Linked DNA regions of Homo sapiens: region 2 is linked to region 1. Evidence: read pairs that join two places in POLR2A ChIA-PET (ENCODE). Cell type or tissue: OCI-LY7. All regions are shown on one strand. Each heading gives the region's core, and the rest is flanking DNA. Links, peaks and the distances in the headings are about the cores only.

Evidence for each region. Peaks named below come from ENCODE experiments on the same cell type or tissue, not always from the same donor. Only the 100,000 strongest peaks of a DNase experiment are listed, where the experiment ranks them.
Region 2: POLR2A ChIA-PET joins it to region 1 with 5 read pairs; 2 of 35 experiments call an interaction of 5 or more read pairs at or near these places.

The regions. Positions count from the first base shown.
Region 1 is chr3:35,753,149-35,761,494 of GRCh38, reverse strand. The region is part of intron 19 of ARPP21 (cAMP regulated phosphoprotein 21); the gene reads right to left. Among named protein-coding and RNA genes, the nearest start is that of MIR128-2, 13 kb to the right of the region's middle. In OCI-LY7, for the core only: no CTCF peak of the experiment used is centred there; no DNase peak of the experiment used is centred there.
Region 2 is chr3:35,890,775-35,899,120 of GRCh38, reverse strand. No RefSeq gene overlaps it. Among named protein-coding and RNA genes, the nearest start is that of MIR128-2, 150 kb to the right of the region's middle. In OCI-LY7, for the core only: no CTCF peak of the experiment used is centred there; a DNase peak (open chromatin) is centred at 3,800.

The DNA of each region.
Region 1 (8,346 bases), core at 205-8,204:
GGCAGAGGTGGTGCAGGAGGGCTGTTCCCAAATAAACAGCCCTGTCTTCATGTGTGTGGGGTTACTGTATAAAGAAGAAGCTCTTTTGAAGACACAGAGGTCTTATGAATAGATTTGTGTTAAAAGTAGCCAAAAACTGCTAGCCAGATGTCAAATTTTTCACGTACCTTACCTACATCTAAACGTTGCCTACCCACCCACCTTATAGTTTTAATCATCTCCAAATGCATCTCTAAATATAGAGAAAGCAAACATTTGCTGTATTAGACAGTGTTCCTGACAACCTAGATGCCTTTGAAAACGTGGAAGAAAATTTGCCCTCGATTTGAACTCAGTGGTATACTTGCCAACTTGTATTCCTTTGAACATAGAGAAGAAAATAAAACTCAGAAGAATTCTCAAAGTAGATTAGCTTTAGGGCAGTGGTTCTTAAATATTAATGGCATATTAATTGCTTGAGAATGCATTTTAGAAAAGCGGATCTGCCTGAGCATTAGAATCTGTTACAGTCAGGGAAAAAAAGTGCTTTTGAAAGAGACTAGAGAAATGCACTCTTCCCACAAAAACTGAGTAGTCTTTTGGGGAAGGTGGTGCCCAGCCCTCAGAAATTCAGGAAGATCCATTTATCTGCATTTTTTTTATAAGCCCATTCACCACCCTGCCAATCCTAATGTGGGTGGGACATCTCTCAAGAAACAATGATTTAGGAACCATGAAAATGCACTTTTTCCCATGGCAAATTTACATCACATTCACACATTTCCTTAGGAAAGTCTAATATCCACAGTGCCATGATGGGCTGCTTAATTTCAAAATCTTTAAAGTTTCAGTTTGGTTTCACAATGCCTCCAAATTCTTCCATGCACATACTACAGTCCTGATCAATCAATGAAGTTCATCTTAAGTTCTTTTAAGAGGAGCAGACATCAAACTCCCAGCGGATTTTTTTTTTTTACCTCCTCCTTCTACTTCTGTGCCTGTTATCTTCCCCAAATAAAGCCATCTGTGGTGATTTCAAAGAGGTTCTTCCTTCCCTGGAGAATCTCGCATCCCCCAAACTCAACTGAGGCTTCTGCTACAAATCTAGCAGAAAGAGCCAGATGGCAGTTGTCATCGTACAAGTGCTGGCTGTCACCAGCAGGCAAATGGACAGAATTCAAGTATCCAGTCTTCAAGACAATGCCACCAACCCTGAGGGCCACCAGTGTGAGCAGAGACAGGAAGACAGCTCCCTGGGATCCTGAGAGCTGGCATTACTGAGTCACATAATTTACAGTCAGATACTGTCGCTACAAACCAACAACGACAACAAGGGGGAGAAAGGAAAGCTTTTGGATGTCTTTTTAGTGTTTTTACAGCCTCTTGAATAAACCCTGGCATGTCATTTTTAGGGTTTTAAGATCCATTTATAAATACACATGAAGATACAATGTGATGCTTAATATATGCCTTCTAGTTCCTGAAGGTATACTGCAATTCTTACAACAACCGAGTGGCTCGACATGGGAAGAACACAGGATCACTGTTTCTATTTTGGTTAATGCTAGCTGGTGGTAAAACAATCCAAAGTGTTAGTGTTTGTTGGCCATATTATAAGAACACTTTGGCATAGCACATTGGTTTTCCACACTTAATATTTTTCTTTAATTCTTCAGTTTAAAAAGAATGGGCAGACATTGGCAAATCAATGAGAAACGCTTCGGAAGAAATCAAATCTGCCAATGCTTTAATTATGATCTTTTAGCCTCCACAACTGTGGGAAAATAAATTTCAGTTGTTTAAGTCATACACACACACACACACACACACACACACACAGAGAGAGAAAATGAAAGGAAAAAAATGAAAATAAAAAAATGAAAGAAAAAAATGGCAGATACTAATTCTTTTGTTTTTTCTACTTATGCGGAAGACTTCTTCCTGAATAAGATACAGTAAATATATTGGCAAACTCATAGATTCCTAAAGTTCCAAGCTGAACAGGTGGCTCAATTACCTGTTCAATTACCTGAAAAAAAGAGAAAGTCTACAACACACCAAACATTCTTCAATAGCTGATAAGCTCAGCAGTAAAATAATTTAGAAATGAACAACAACGGTATATGCATATTATGTCATTGCTCTGAGTAAGTAAAAGATACAGGAAAGAGGGACAAACTGTATTGGGAAAAGGTTGTGCTTTGGACCCCAAATGATGTGGGTTTATTGGTTTCCTAGGCATAGCGAGCATTTAGGACTGAAAATCACATCTATTGATCTCCATATTGCTGAATGATGTCCCTGGATTTAGACCTCAGTTAGAGTCTTCTATCTGTAAGTTCATATACCTACGTTTGTCTTGCCAATTTTTAATATACAGAGAAAACCACATTAACCTCATGGGGGTTTATTCAGAAGCACACTTAATAAGTGTGTCATAAGTACTGCCAAATTAATACATTACTTTTCATAGAGGTCACTAAACATGTCATTGCCTCCTGCCAGAGTTTAAAATATATCTTACATGCAAATTTCAGAGACTGGAAATAAATGTAAAAATAAATGCTATCAGTTACTTAAAATCCACTTATCTGGACAATCACATTCATATATCCACCCACCACCCACACACACATAAGCATGCACACACACACACTTTTTAAAACCCAATTTCCCTTTCTCTGCTTTACTTAAATATATAGAAAAGAACAGCTAAAGGCACTAATGAGAAAATGACCATTCCACAGCTGAACTGGTTTCATTAATGAAAAAAATAGAGCAAGTGGTTTGTAGAGGGACTTATAGACAATGGTTAAACTAATCAGGAGCTTGAATTCTTGTCAAAAGCGTAGTTTCTGTGCCTGGCAAACAGCAGGGCTGAAGGGTGCTGGGGAAGGAGTTAGGGAGCAAATATTTCCATGTTTTTTTTTTTCTCATCACATTCCTGTTGCTAAGGAAACCGTCTCCTTTGTGTAGCATATTCAGAGAGGCACTTGAGGTAGACTCCAACTCAAAGAGTGTGAGCTCCTTGAATTGTGTCATTTTTAACAATGGGAAATTAAAAAGACAAAAGCCCTTGACAGAAGGTGGAAAAATACTCAGAAACTTCTATGGCATTGTCCTTGTTTGGGGAGAGAAGCAGCAAAACCAAAGTTTATTGTGAAATATTTGTTGAATGTAGAAGCTAAAGAAGATACATGAGAGATTTGAAAGCTTTAGTTCCCCCGCCCCCCAAGTATATGCTTCTTTATTGATGAGGAAATCAGGAAAGCAAGGACTGCATGGAGAAATATTTCAAGTTGTAATTGCTGTTTCTCTACAAGACACTGCTTTGTGTCTAGGGCTCAAGGAGTGGTTCTCAGATGAATGAGGCAATGATCTAATCCTCCCTGGGCCACAAGGTCAGGAATGTTGTGATTAATTATTACTATTAAAATTGTGTTGCTATTATAAATAGAATTTTTAAATTTTCTATTTGTTTTCCACAAGTATGTAAAAACACAGTTGATTCCTGTATATTGTCCCTCTATTCTGCAACAATGTTAAATTAACTAATTAGTTCTACCAGTTGTTTTGTGAATTGCTTTGAATTTTTATGTAAAACACATGAAATCTGAAAATACAGTTTTACTTCTTTAAAAAATTTTCACAGAAATCAGAATCAAGTGTAAAATAATGAGTTTTGAATAAATATAATACCAAATAAATAAGAAATTGCGATACTCTATGATCACAATACATGTTTAAATCTACAACATGCATATATACATAGGCTCAAAGGCAGAAAGAGAAGAGTCAAAACTAAAAATTCATTGTTGTGTTAGCATAAAGTTTTGAGGTCTTTTCAAAAAGCCTTCTTTATGCACTGCATTGTTTTCACAATTTATAAAATATTCTACATATAAAAGAAAACATAACAAACATAACAAAAACCACCACTTGGATTGTCTTCTCTTTCTCCTGATTCTTGCTACAATTTTCAGCTAGGCTGGAGCTTTTTTCTCGGATTTATTTTTTTGTCATTGGATTGTTCTCTTTGACTCATCTCAATTCCACAGGCCCAGGTCAGCAAAAGCTGAGCCTTTTCTAGCAGGTAGACCTACTAGGTCTTAACTTGGGAAAATTGAATTATTCATCAAGATTCATTGAAGGGGTCTGGGTGTGGTGGCTCACTCCTGTAACCCCAGCATTCTGGCAGACCAAGGTGGAAGGATCAATTGAACTCAGCAGTTTGAGACCAGCCTGGGCAACATAACAAGACCGTATCTTTACAATTTTTTTTTTTTTTAATTAGCCAGATGTGGTGGCGGGTGCTTGTAATCCCAGCTACTCAGGCTAAGGTAGGAGGCTTATTTGAGCTCGGCAGTTCAAGGCTGCAGTTCTCATGCCAGTGGACTCTAGCCTGGGTGACAGAGAAAGACCCTGTCTCAAAAAAAAAAAAAAAAATCACTAAAAGGCACTTCAAACCCTCTGAACTCTGTATCATAATACCACACCACTGGCTACTTAACACTGCCCATGCATAAATGAGTAATGAAAGTGATATTTGTTTATAAGTTGTTTTCCTTAGGAAACAAAAATTAATGCAAACCTACTTGGAGCTAGCTTGACAGATTTTACTGCATATTCCTACAATACTCAAAATGTGTGTTCTACTGCAATATCCTGCATTCTGCAAGGTGTGCTTTTGGTTTTAATCTGGACCTTCTTTCTGCCATTTATTTTTTATTCTCAGAACAAATATGACACACAGTGGCTTATAAAGGGTGCAATTGTGCTGGACCTATTACAACAACAACAACAACAACAAAACAATCCCCAAAGCAGTAAGAGCATCTGGGAGAATTACAAGTCTCTAGGTACCTGTAAAAAACAGTGTGGGAATCATGATGTCGGCTGACATCTTCCCCATGATTAAGCATCTTCCTCATGATTAGGGATTGGTGGGAGTCACTGAAGAGCCATCAAAACTATCACCCACCAGGAAGGATTGGCTGACAACTGTGAATAGCACCTAAATGAAAGCATGGGGAAGGTCTGTGGTGGTTTCGTGGCTTTGGACAGGAGCATAAATGTGAAGGCTACTGCACGTTGGTAACATACTCTCCCAAAGAACGTTTGTGCAAATATGCCTCAGCCATGGAATCATACTATAACTACTGAACCAACTAGTGAACCCACTCATAAGACTGTCACTCGCATAAGCTCTAAACAGAGTGCCTAAGTTACAGTGTTTCTTTTAGAATTATACTAATTCGATGAGTTTCAGACAGTATTGTAGCCTTCCTAGGTTACAGTGATTGTTGCTGTGGAACCATTACATTTATGTGCCACTCATTTGGACAGAAGCGCTCTTGGTATTTCAGAGCTGGAGGGGGTGATTAAAACTGTGATCTTATGCTGTTGGTCTGGGGAATAGACAAACTAGGAGGTAATGAGTAAAATGAGCCCATGCTGATTGGTTTTGCTGAATTTGCGTTTGTGTCCCTGTAGTAAGCAGTCATGTCTAAAGACAGTAGAATGAAGAAAGAGTTTTAAAAAGCAGCGTCTTTCAGGGGTACTTACTTCTGAGATAGTGTCTTATAAGTTCAGCAATTTGCAAACTGCTTTCTATTCAAAATTGGAATACCACTAAAGTTTTTACCCAAATGTGTAGTTCTTGGAAATGAAAAATTTAAACACCATCCAAAAGCCTTGCAGTTTTCCCATGGGTACCACTGCATCTCTGAATTTGGAAAGCAAGATAAAAATAACACTACTTAAGATGCTCTTCACTCTTTTGTCACAACTAATTGCTACGTGAAGTCACAAATCCTGAGGGCCAAATTTACATTGGCTCTAGGGATACCACGGTGAACAAGAAATAGCATGGTACTCTTTGTGGTCTTTTACTAGAAAAGGAGAAAATCCCAGAAATTCTTCTTCATTATTTGGCTGTTAGATTGAGACTGTCTCTGGAATAATGAAGTGTCCTATCTCATAATGGAGAGACATGTGCAGAATAGAAAGAAAAAGAACTGATGAAGAGAAAAATGCAGACAACTAAAACATAACATGAGCAGCATCCTGAGTTTGAAGTGCAAATTTTATTTAATATAAAAAGAAAAAAAGAGTATAAAGAGAGTTGCAGGGAACTTGTGTACAGTCAAGAGTTAAAGATAGAAAATACAATGAGAAAACAGACTTAGGTTTGGGAAGGTGGTGGAGACAATGAAAAAGTTTTGTTTGTTTGTTTGTTTTAAATGTGCTTCAGAAGAAAAGTGGGACTGAAAAACAGGGTAGTTCATAGATGTAGGTGACAACTGAGAACAGAAATTGCTCTCAAAAAATTAACAAGAAACAAAAGGAGGAGAAAAGTAAAAGGGAGAGTCAAGATTTCATTCAGTTAAATAATCAGGTAAATCACATTCTTGGAAAAAGCAGTTTGAAATTTTTAGGGTTATTTTGTTTTTTATTTAGTTTGTCTCCTAGAAAAACTGCAAAGAAATGCTAGAGCTTTCAATAACATATATGTGTATGCTTTACTTGCCACCTTTCTTTTCTTGCCATCTTTAATCCAAATCTCCTTTTTCTTTCTGTTTTCGCCAAACGACTGCTTTCTACTTTCTTTTGTATAGTAAAGAAAACAGATAATGCTATAATTTGTCTTACTTTCCATCTTTACAGAAAATTCTAATAATACCAGTAGTTCTTAACTGCATAACAAATGTAAATTTAAACACCAAAAATCACATAAAATACAAAGTGCTAAAGCAATTACTGCAAATGTGCTGAACAAATTCCTTTTACTGTAACCTCCTAGGGGATAGAGAGAACCTGGCCATCTATACCGTTTTTGGGAATGTGTAAGATTTTTAGGTCTAAAAATAGCATGATTCTTATTATTTCTCTTAATAATGTTAATTTTTCTCTTAATCCCAGTGTTATACTTCTCATTCTCATTTTTGTAAATGGAATAATTAGACCAATTAATGAAAGAAACACATGAACATTTCCATAGAAACTTTTTTCAAACTAATATTTTCAGAACAGCATGTTCCACAAGGATTCATCCATGTGACTCCTCCCACTGATGTTAATAGACATCAGACAATTAAGTCCTCGTGTCACTCTTTAATAACTCACCCCTCTGCTTTTGGAAATATAATAATGCAGACACCCAAAGTATAAATCATGTCCTCAGAGCTGTCAAGTGTAACAACTTTTGCATTGCTTCTCTTAGTGTTATTAGTTACACCTATTTCCTCAAATAAAAATTACAAAGAATAGTGGACTCTAAATATTAAAATGTATGTAACTTATTAGGAAAATACATCTTTTTAAAGAATCATCAACTCTTAGAGAAGGCAAATTAAGGTATAAAGACAAAAATCCTACTGTTTATAAATTAATGCATCTTATTGGTCATACCAGTATTCCACATTCTTTCTTCAGCTCTGATGCTCCTTCTCCCCATCTCCAGCCAACCCCAAGGAGCAAAAAAATCAAGGTGAAGAACAGCAGAAGCACAAAGAATGAGAAAAGCGATATTTGAAAAAAAAAAAAAAAAACCTTCTCAATTACATTGACAATTACATTAATCAGTCAAGCTAAAAATATTGAATTCACTGTCAACCCTTACTCAACTGCTTTGGTTAAATAAATTTGTAAATTCCATTAAGGTACATTTTGCCCCATCCCAAATGTGTTTCAGAACAACATTAAAGAGGCAATAACCTTATTTCTTACTTGGAGCTGTTAATACTAACAGCTCGCTATTATATCAGAAACATTACTTCTAAAAGAAGGAACAAAAAAACTAAACACGTTACTATTTATTGAATTTCTATGAAGAACTATCAGAAAAGAAATTGTGGCTTTGGTCTCTTTTCAAATATACATGTTCCACAGATAATCATATCTTCCTGCCAGCCATGCCACTAAGTCCATTCCACTATTATTCATTCAAGAGTAAACTGAAATGATTGAAGGAAAGAGCTGCCAGGAGCAAAGGGTGATAGGGATACATTTTCACAGTCTGGTTATTTTCTGCCATCCGAACAACTGAAATGAGCTTTCATGGAAGTATTCTTATTTTAAATTTGTTGAAATTCCCAAATCACTAGGCGTACCAAAATTGAAACATATTATACCTTTGAAAATTTCCCAAAAGGTCTGAGACATATTCCTTGGGTGTTTGAACTTTGAAACACAAAATGTGTATATTCATATGTTGACATGAATTGATTTGTTAGGCTGTCATTCTATTCTATTTCATAATATTTAACCACAGTTTTGCTCTTATTTATATTTGAATTAGATGGTTGAGAGATTTCTGTTTTAGCCTTTTAAATATTCACACAACAACTTTACCTGAAGCACCGTATT
Region 2 (8,346 bases), core at 145-8,144, 140 kb before region 1:
ATGGGTAATTTATATTTCTTTATACAGTTCGGCACATTCAAAAATTTCCAGGATAAATGTGTATTTGTTTTATTATTAGCAAATAAAATAAAGCCCACTTATGCTTTTTCCTAACCAACCAATTGAAGAATCCAGTCCTTGTACCTCTAAGATCAGTTGATTAAAGTAATTCTTCATTTGGGTTAAATGAGAGCAGGGGTGACTTGTAAAACCTCTGGGTGCTGACTGCCCATATTTCTGTAGTAGAGTACCAGAGTTCTACCTGGGCATATGGCTATCTAGCTGAGATTTTTCTTTTGACGTCTCCATGTAGTCATTTCCGAGAAGGGCTAGTTATCACTCCACATTTGACAATTGATAAAATTGTCAATTTTATCACAATAAGAAAAGACTGGTACCAAAGAGGTACCAGTTTCTTGTTCTGATTCAAGCTGCCTTTCCATTGCATTTTTTTGTATGTCTAAAGCACAGAGAAAGTTGAGGAGTTCTCTCTGGTCCTTACCTATACCATGGCTTGTATTGCTCCATGGTGGGTTTCCTCTAATCTCTGGTTTCCAACCTTCTAACTTAAATTACAAACCGCTTGGCTTCTTCTGTTGTCAATTCGCTGATGACTTTGCTGACTTTTATATCATCTCCTTTTACCAGGGATGTATTGGTGAAGATTGTGTTACTAATTTTTTTCCAGCTTTATTGAGTTATAATTGACAATAAAACATATACAACACAAAATGTACGTGTTTAAGGTGTATAATGTGTTATTTTGATGTACATATGTGTTATAGAGTAATTACAAATCAGGCTAATTAACACATCCATCAGCTCATAAAGTTAGCAATATGTGTATGTGTGTGTGTGTGTGGGGGGCGGGGGTGAGAATTCTTAAGATCCACCCTCTTCGCAAATTTCAAGTATGTAATAGGTTATTATTAACTATAGTTACCATGCTGTACATTTGATCCTCAGAGCTTAATCCTCTTATAATTGAAAGTTTATACTCTTCGACCAAAGTCCTACCATTTCCCCCATAACCTCAGCCCCTAACAAACACCTTCTATTCTGTTTTTATGTTTGACTTCTTGAGATTCCACGTATAAGTGAGATAATGCAGTATTTGTATTTCTGTGTTTGATTTATTTGTGTTACTGATTTTTAATGTCTTAGAAGGTAGCCATCAAGTACAATAGCTTTCAAATAAGCAGATGTGCTTTACTCCTAACACTGCTGCCTACTGGCTTTATGAGCATTTACTTTGTCTAGTTTTTTTCTCATTTGTAAAATGGGGGGAGGTGAGAAGGGGTTAATAAAAATACCTTACATGTGGAATTATTTTGAAGATTTGATGACATAGCACAAGTCTTAGAATTGTTCCTGACACATAGTGAGAGTTTAGAGAATGTTAGTGATTACGGCATTACTAGATCTATTAACCAGCATTATTATCAGGGGAATCACTAGCCTTCTTTAAATAATTACTGATTATACTCACCTCAGAGCACCTGTTGTTTGCCATTCTCTTGAGGAACAGCTCCATTGCAAACCAGGTACTCTAGACGGTGAAGGCCCAGTTCTGTGATGTGCCAGTCCTCATCTTACAAGTCAAACCAAAGTGAATTCTATTTATGCCACATAGCCTATATTTTTAAGTAGGTCCACTTCAAACAGCCCCTCCAAGTTTGCCAAAAATCCCTCCAGCAACTTTCATGAGATGCTGTAACTGACACATTTCCATTCATTTATGTAGATATAGATAATAATTTCTTTCAATCTGCTCCTATGTGTAAAGAGAAGAGGCTTGAAGATTCTCTTAACTGATGTGGAATCTAAAAATTAGTTTCTACGTATCTCCTATTGCAAGAACTTTAACAACACTTGTGAATAAATATGTCACAGATACTTTCTGTTATTTGGATTAAAGGAGGCCTCTTGCAGTTCCAGTGGTAGAATCAGTGTTGAGCTGAGTTTGTAAACACACGTTTATAGGAGAAATAAACTACTGTGCAATATAAAGAGTAAATGTTGATTTCTGGATCCCCTGAACTTGTTTCCACCAAATGCTGAGTATAAAACTCCCATTAGAGATGAACTCTTAAACTCATATTTCTCTTATAACCTCCTTCTGCTTCCTTTATAGAGGAAGAAAGAGAGAGAGTGAGAGGGAGAGAAATAATACACAAGTACATAAAGTGTTAATGATTCACACCCTCACTCCCAGGAACTAGGGCTCATGGACTTGTCTTCTCTGACATCCACAGAGAATGACTGGATTATCTAGGTGAGAAATGATGCCTCCTATTCTGTTAAAGCAATCAGTGAAATGAATGAGTAATGAGTGAGAGAGCATTAGTAACACTGGTGCTTGTTTAATGAGCTCCATTGTCTTTACTGTATCTCCCTAATTTCCTCATCTTGCTAAATAAATGTTTATTTATATTCTTTAGTGTAAGATAATTTTCACAGCTGAGCTTTAATAAAGCACAAAGAGGTACAAGAAGAAACACTACAGGAAACTAATGAAGGCAAAAATGAAAAATGAGAAAAATAATAAATTTTTACTAGGGATTCCCTACTAAGAAACCCCTGAGTGTGAGAATAATATAATTTCACTATGAAGAAATATTACTTAACATTGATGTGTTCTTGCTTGAGAATGGGAGGTGGGTATCCTAGCTAAGGGTAACTTTAAAGTGTACCCCTAGTCTAGCCATTCATCTTTTGTCACTCTGCCCTAAACTTTGGCTGACATTGGTCTTTTGGGATTACAAAAATAAGACTCTCAAGTTATTTAAGTGTCTGGAAGGGGTGTGGAGAGATACGTTACTACTCACCAGCCCATCAGCTACAGGTGCGTGGATGCTGCTTCTGGATTACTCTCCCACATTCCTACATCTTAAGGGGATATCTTTTCTGTGATGTGGACAGAGGAGCATGATGAGTGTTCTGGGCTGCCATACAACTCAAATCTATACAGAGGGTCTCTGGTAGGACACAGCAAACTCTTTGGGCAAGAGTAGATTTGTTTCTGGAGGATGACAAGGGTCTTGAAGGTGATACTGAGAAGGAGGTCACTTGCTGGTTATTTAAGGAACATAAGTATCTGTGACTTTGATTTAGCTTTGAAAAACCCTAGGATACTATCCTGCAGAGATCAGGAAAAGGAGGGCAAAAATAACAAAGAGGACTGAGAAGTAGCAGCTAATGGAGTAGAAAGAAAACCTAAATTGGAGTCCAAGTCATGATTTTATTGCTAGCAGGAGGATAGGAGGGATCAACCTTGTAAAGTGCTTCTCTTAAGTAAAATATCTAAAGACTGACATTTGAATACTGGATTTAGTAATATGAAGTTTTTAAAATTATTTCAATGGACTATTGGGGAAAATCACTGATTAGTGTGTATATAAAGACACAACGTAAAGAGATAAATTAGATACAATCACTTATAATCAGCAGTAGTATTTTGATGAGAAAGGGAGTAGTTTGAGAGGAAAATGTGTTCAAGATAGATTTTTATTATAAAAGAAATAGTAGCACATTCATATGCCAATATGAATAATCTCATTGAAGGGGTGTCAGGCTCTTAGCTGGGGCCCAAGGGGAATTGGTGGATGGGTGGCTGGTCGTTGAAAGAACACTCGGTGGGGCCATAGGCAGGTGGGATATGCCTTTATTATGTACTCACTCTAACAGTGTCAGGGATACATTTATGTACTTCACAGACAATAGTGGCTCAGAGCCAGGTGATGAGCCTACCCATAACATGGTTACACAACTGTGATTATATAATGCACGGGATTGTGTGCTTGCGCTCCAATCCCACTGTGTCATGCTGCACCAGATGTTTACCTCAGCCTACTCTTGACTGCCGCACAGCTACTTGTCTTACAAGGGGGAAACTGATAATATTTTTAAAAGGGGAATATTGCAGAGTGCTGTTGTAATCACCCAAAGTGGGTTCTTCTTGCCTGTTGCACAGATAAACCCACTGAGATAGCATTATTGTAGTATGGAAAGAGTTTTAATTAGTACAAGTCTGGCAAAGTGGAAGGACAGGATTTTATTATTACTCAAATCAGCCTCCATGCCAACTCAGAGGCTAGGATTTTTATGGATATTTGATGGGTAGGCGGCTAGGGAATGGGTACTGCTGATTGATTGGGGATGAAATCATAAGGGTGTGGAAAAGGGTCTGCTTGTGCTGAGTCCACACTTGGGTGGAGCCACATGTCCAGTTGAGTCATGTGTTCATGAGTCACGGGTCGAGGTGGGGTTAGCTGGTTGTCAGATGCAAAAGTCTAAAAACACCTCAAAAGACCCATTTCAGGTTCTTCCTCAATTGCTCCTACAGATAACGTCACTATTGTTATAACGATGTTATCTGTAGGAGAATTAAGGAAGTCCCAAACCTTCTGACCTCTAGCCATATGACTCCTGAGTAGTAAGGAATTATAGAAATTATAGCTACATTTTTGAAGAACTCAGGTCCCATAATCTTAATTTCATGGCCTTTCATTAAGTGGCTTCAGTCCCTGAGGTGGCTTCTATCCCTGAGCAAGGAGGGGGTTAGTTTTAGGGAGAGACTATTTCATCCCTGCTTCAAAGTGAAACTTTAAACCAAATTTCTCCCTTAGTTAGCTTGGCCTATGCCAAGAAATGAGCAAGGACAGCCAGCGTGATGAGGCGAGAGGCAGAATGGAGTCAGCCATGCTAGACTTCCCTTGCTGCCATGATCTTTGCAAAGGTGGTTTCACTGTCCTTGTGTAAACAAGAGGGGATGGGAGAAAATGCTTTTAGAAATGAAGGCAAATAGTTGATCTGTTGTGACATGAGGAAAGGCAGAGTACACAGATGCAGGTGTTGTTAGATATATAATTGATCTATATGAATCGCAAGATATACTTTGTAATTGATCCATTTTTACGTGAATTAGGAAGCAAGATCTTCAACTGAGAGTAAAAGGTGAGATGTTGTAAGAGACAGAAAAATATGAAATAGTACCCTCAGATAGTAAGAAAATGAATAAGCTGGGGGAATTGAGTATGGTTGCCAGGCAGCATTAAGGCCTACTTGGGATTGATGGTAATTAATTTAAAGTTAGATCAGTCAGCAGGTTTTGTGTTTTCCCCAGCATCATTCTGCTGCACAGGTATAAGTGTGGAGCAGGTAGAAAGTTGGATTTAACCAGGGTTGCTGTTAAATTTTTACTTTGTTTAATACTTTATATTTTACAATCATCCCTCAGTATCTATGGGAGATAGATTTCAAGACCCCTTGAATACCAAAATGTGTGGATGCTCAAGTCCTTTATATAAAATCGCTTAGTATTTGCATATAACCTACGCATATCCTCCCATTTAATTTAAATCATTTCTAGGTTATTTATAATAGCTATACAATGTAAATGCTGTAAAAATAGTTGCTATACTATGTTTTTAATTTGTATTATTTTTAACTGCTGTATTTTTTTTTTTTTTTTTTTTTTACTATTTCTTCAATATGCTTGATCTGTGGTTGGTTGAATTCTTGAATGCAGAATCCGTAGATACAAAGAACTGATTATGTATTGAATTGATTATAAATTTCAGTTCAAAAATCAAAAGAACATAAAAATACATACATTGAAATGCCTCACCCCAAACTCTGTGCCAGTCTGGCCCACTGTATTCTTTCCCCAGTTTACCTTCAGAGTAACCATTTTCCTGTGTTTGGGCTCAGAAACTGATACTCTCAAATATGTCCTTTTGACATACTGAATTAAGGAAGCCTCAAGGTCTCTCTGACCTTACCCTCACAAATATCTCTTCCAAAGAAGCTGAAGTTCCTTTATCAGCTTAAGATCCAGACCCACCAAGAATAATTGTTCTTTCTTTCCTTCCATGTTATCTCATTATCCTCTGCAGATAATACTTTAATACTTACTTCATTAAAGCAGACCAAGATGTGACCTCACCTGAGCAGACCTTTTTACTAGTACAAAGACTGTCTCCAAGGATCATTTAAATTCTAAAGACAACTCTTTACAAATTAGTTCATCTCAATGCCAGTCATTTTCCCTCACAATCAGTTATTGTCCCTCGATAGAATTCCTCTTCTCCTCAATACCATAACCTGTTTTACCAGGACTGACGCCTCCATTCTTTCCGTAACCTCAAAATGGTATATAAGTTTCTGTAACTCATTGGAAAGTTGGATCTTTATTCTGAAGGCTCCAATGTATACATATTAAATACATATGTATGCCTTCTCTCCTATTAATCAATCTGTCTCATGCCCGTGATTTTTCAGTGAAACTTTAGGTGGCCAATAGCTATGGCACCACACCTGTATGTATCTGCTCCTTGCTGCTTTCTGCTCTCCGAGGTTTAATTTGTTTGATGCTATCAATGTAATAGGCCAACGGGACATTCTCTGAGACTCAAGGTGATTATGATCCTCTGGACTATATTTCCCCAGAGATCAAGCTAGTTTAATATAACCATGACATTAGGAAAGTGAAGGTGTAAATGCTATCCTCCAGAGGTAAAGGTGGGAATTTTTTTTTTTTTTAAGACAGTATATCTCTCTGTCGCTCAGGCTGGCATGCAGTGGGGTGATCTCAGCTCACTGCAACCTCTGCCTCCCGGGTTCAAATGATTCTCCCACCTCAGCCTCCGAAGTAACTGGGACTACAGGCATGCACCACCCTGCCAATCTTTTTTTTTTTTTTTCAGTAGAGATGGGGTTTCCACCATCTTGGCCAGGCTGGTCTCAAACTCCTGACCTCAAGTGATCTGCCCGCCTCGGCCTCCCAAAGTGCTGGGATTACAGGCGTGAGTCACCATGCCCTGCCAAGGTGATAAATTTCTAATTGTACTTTCAGATCAGATTTCAGAAAACATCATTTACCATGTCAATAGCTGCAAACCAGGTGACAGAAGTTTTGTTAATTTGTTTAAATATACCACATTTGAAATGGGAGATGCATTTAACCTCATTAGGTTTACTAATCATTCACAATAGTTTTCCAAACTCATTTAGCTTTGCATGGACCAAACAGACAAGTAAGAATATGATAGAAATCATCACTTTTAAACCTTTCAACTTTGTGATGAGGACAAAAATTTATGCACTCCCTGCCATGTATGTGATATTTATTGTTTTTATTGGGAAGGGTGGGCTTCCAAATGTTTTCATAACTATTTCTACTATAAAAGCCCTTATTCCACTGGAGTCTATGTAAGGAATCCACCAGATGCTGGTTACTGTGAAATAAATTCAATTTGGGTCTTTGGATCTGCTAGACTCACAGTGAAATAGATTTAAGCAAAGACTATATTTATCACCTGCCTTTCATAAGCCCTACTCTGACCTGTGAACCACAGCAGCTTTTTGAGTCTCTCTTACATTCAGAATCTATATTAATGGCCCACAGAGACGCTAGATATTTCTTTCCCCAGGGCACACTCACCTAGTTTTTAGCAGCAGGTTTTTCTGTGGAAAGGTCTAAAGGAAGTTTTATAGTATACATGCGTGGCTTCGCAGCACAGTCTTCTCACAAAAGTACCAATTCTCCCTCCATCAAGGATCTCTAAGGGGACTGACTTAGGTCTGTGAACTCAGAAAAGACCTTCAATTTCCTGTATACTGACCTGGGTCAAGACTGTGCACACCAGACTGAGAGTTTTGTTTTTTGGTTATATAGATGAAGCAATGAGTAGATATTGCTCATCTATATTGTTTCTAGGAAACATTAATTAAAAAGTCACTGACACAGATTCATGTGGGTTAAAACACTCTGGCCACTCCTATAATTCTATGGTTATATACAGTAAATATATAACTGACTCCAAAGATTAAGCACTGTCACATGAAATCTGTCATTCCAGAATCCTATTTTACACTGAAATCATGAAATCCAGTTCCATAATTCGTCTTCCACTGTCCTCTCTGATCTTCACTAAAGAATTTTTCAAGAATTCTGGTGCTCCCCTCACTGATGCATTTCTTAGGACTATATTAAACTAAAGGAATCTCTTCCCAAGGGGTACTGTTCTCACAATTAACTTCCTATTATGCATTTATTTTACAGATTAAAAAAACATAACAAGGTTAAGTAAATCATATATCTAAGAAGGTAGTAGACGAGATTAGCGACCAGGCAATCTGATATTACCACCCCTAACTACTATGTCATACCACCTCTAAGATACATGTCAGCAGAATCATTAATCCTAAAAACTGAAGCAAAGGTAACACAAAACAGCTTTCCATGGTATTAAATAAATCGAGAAGAGTATAGATTCTTAAAGATATATTAAAATAAAAAGACATAAGACCAAATAAAAGGTGATATTTTATGTAAAAAGCTAA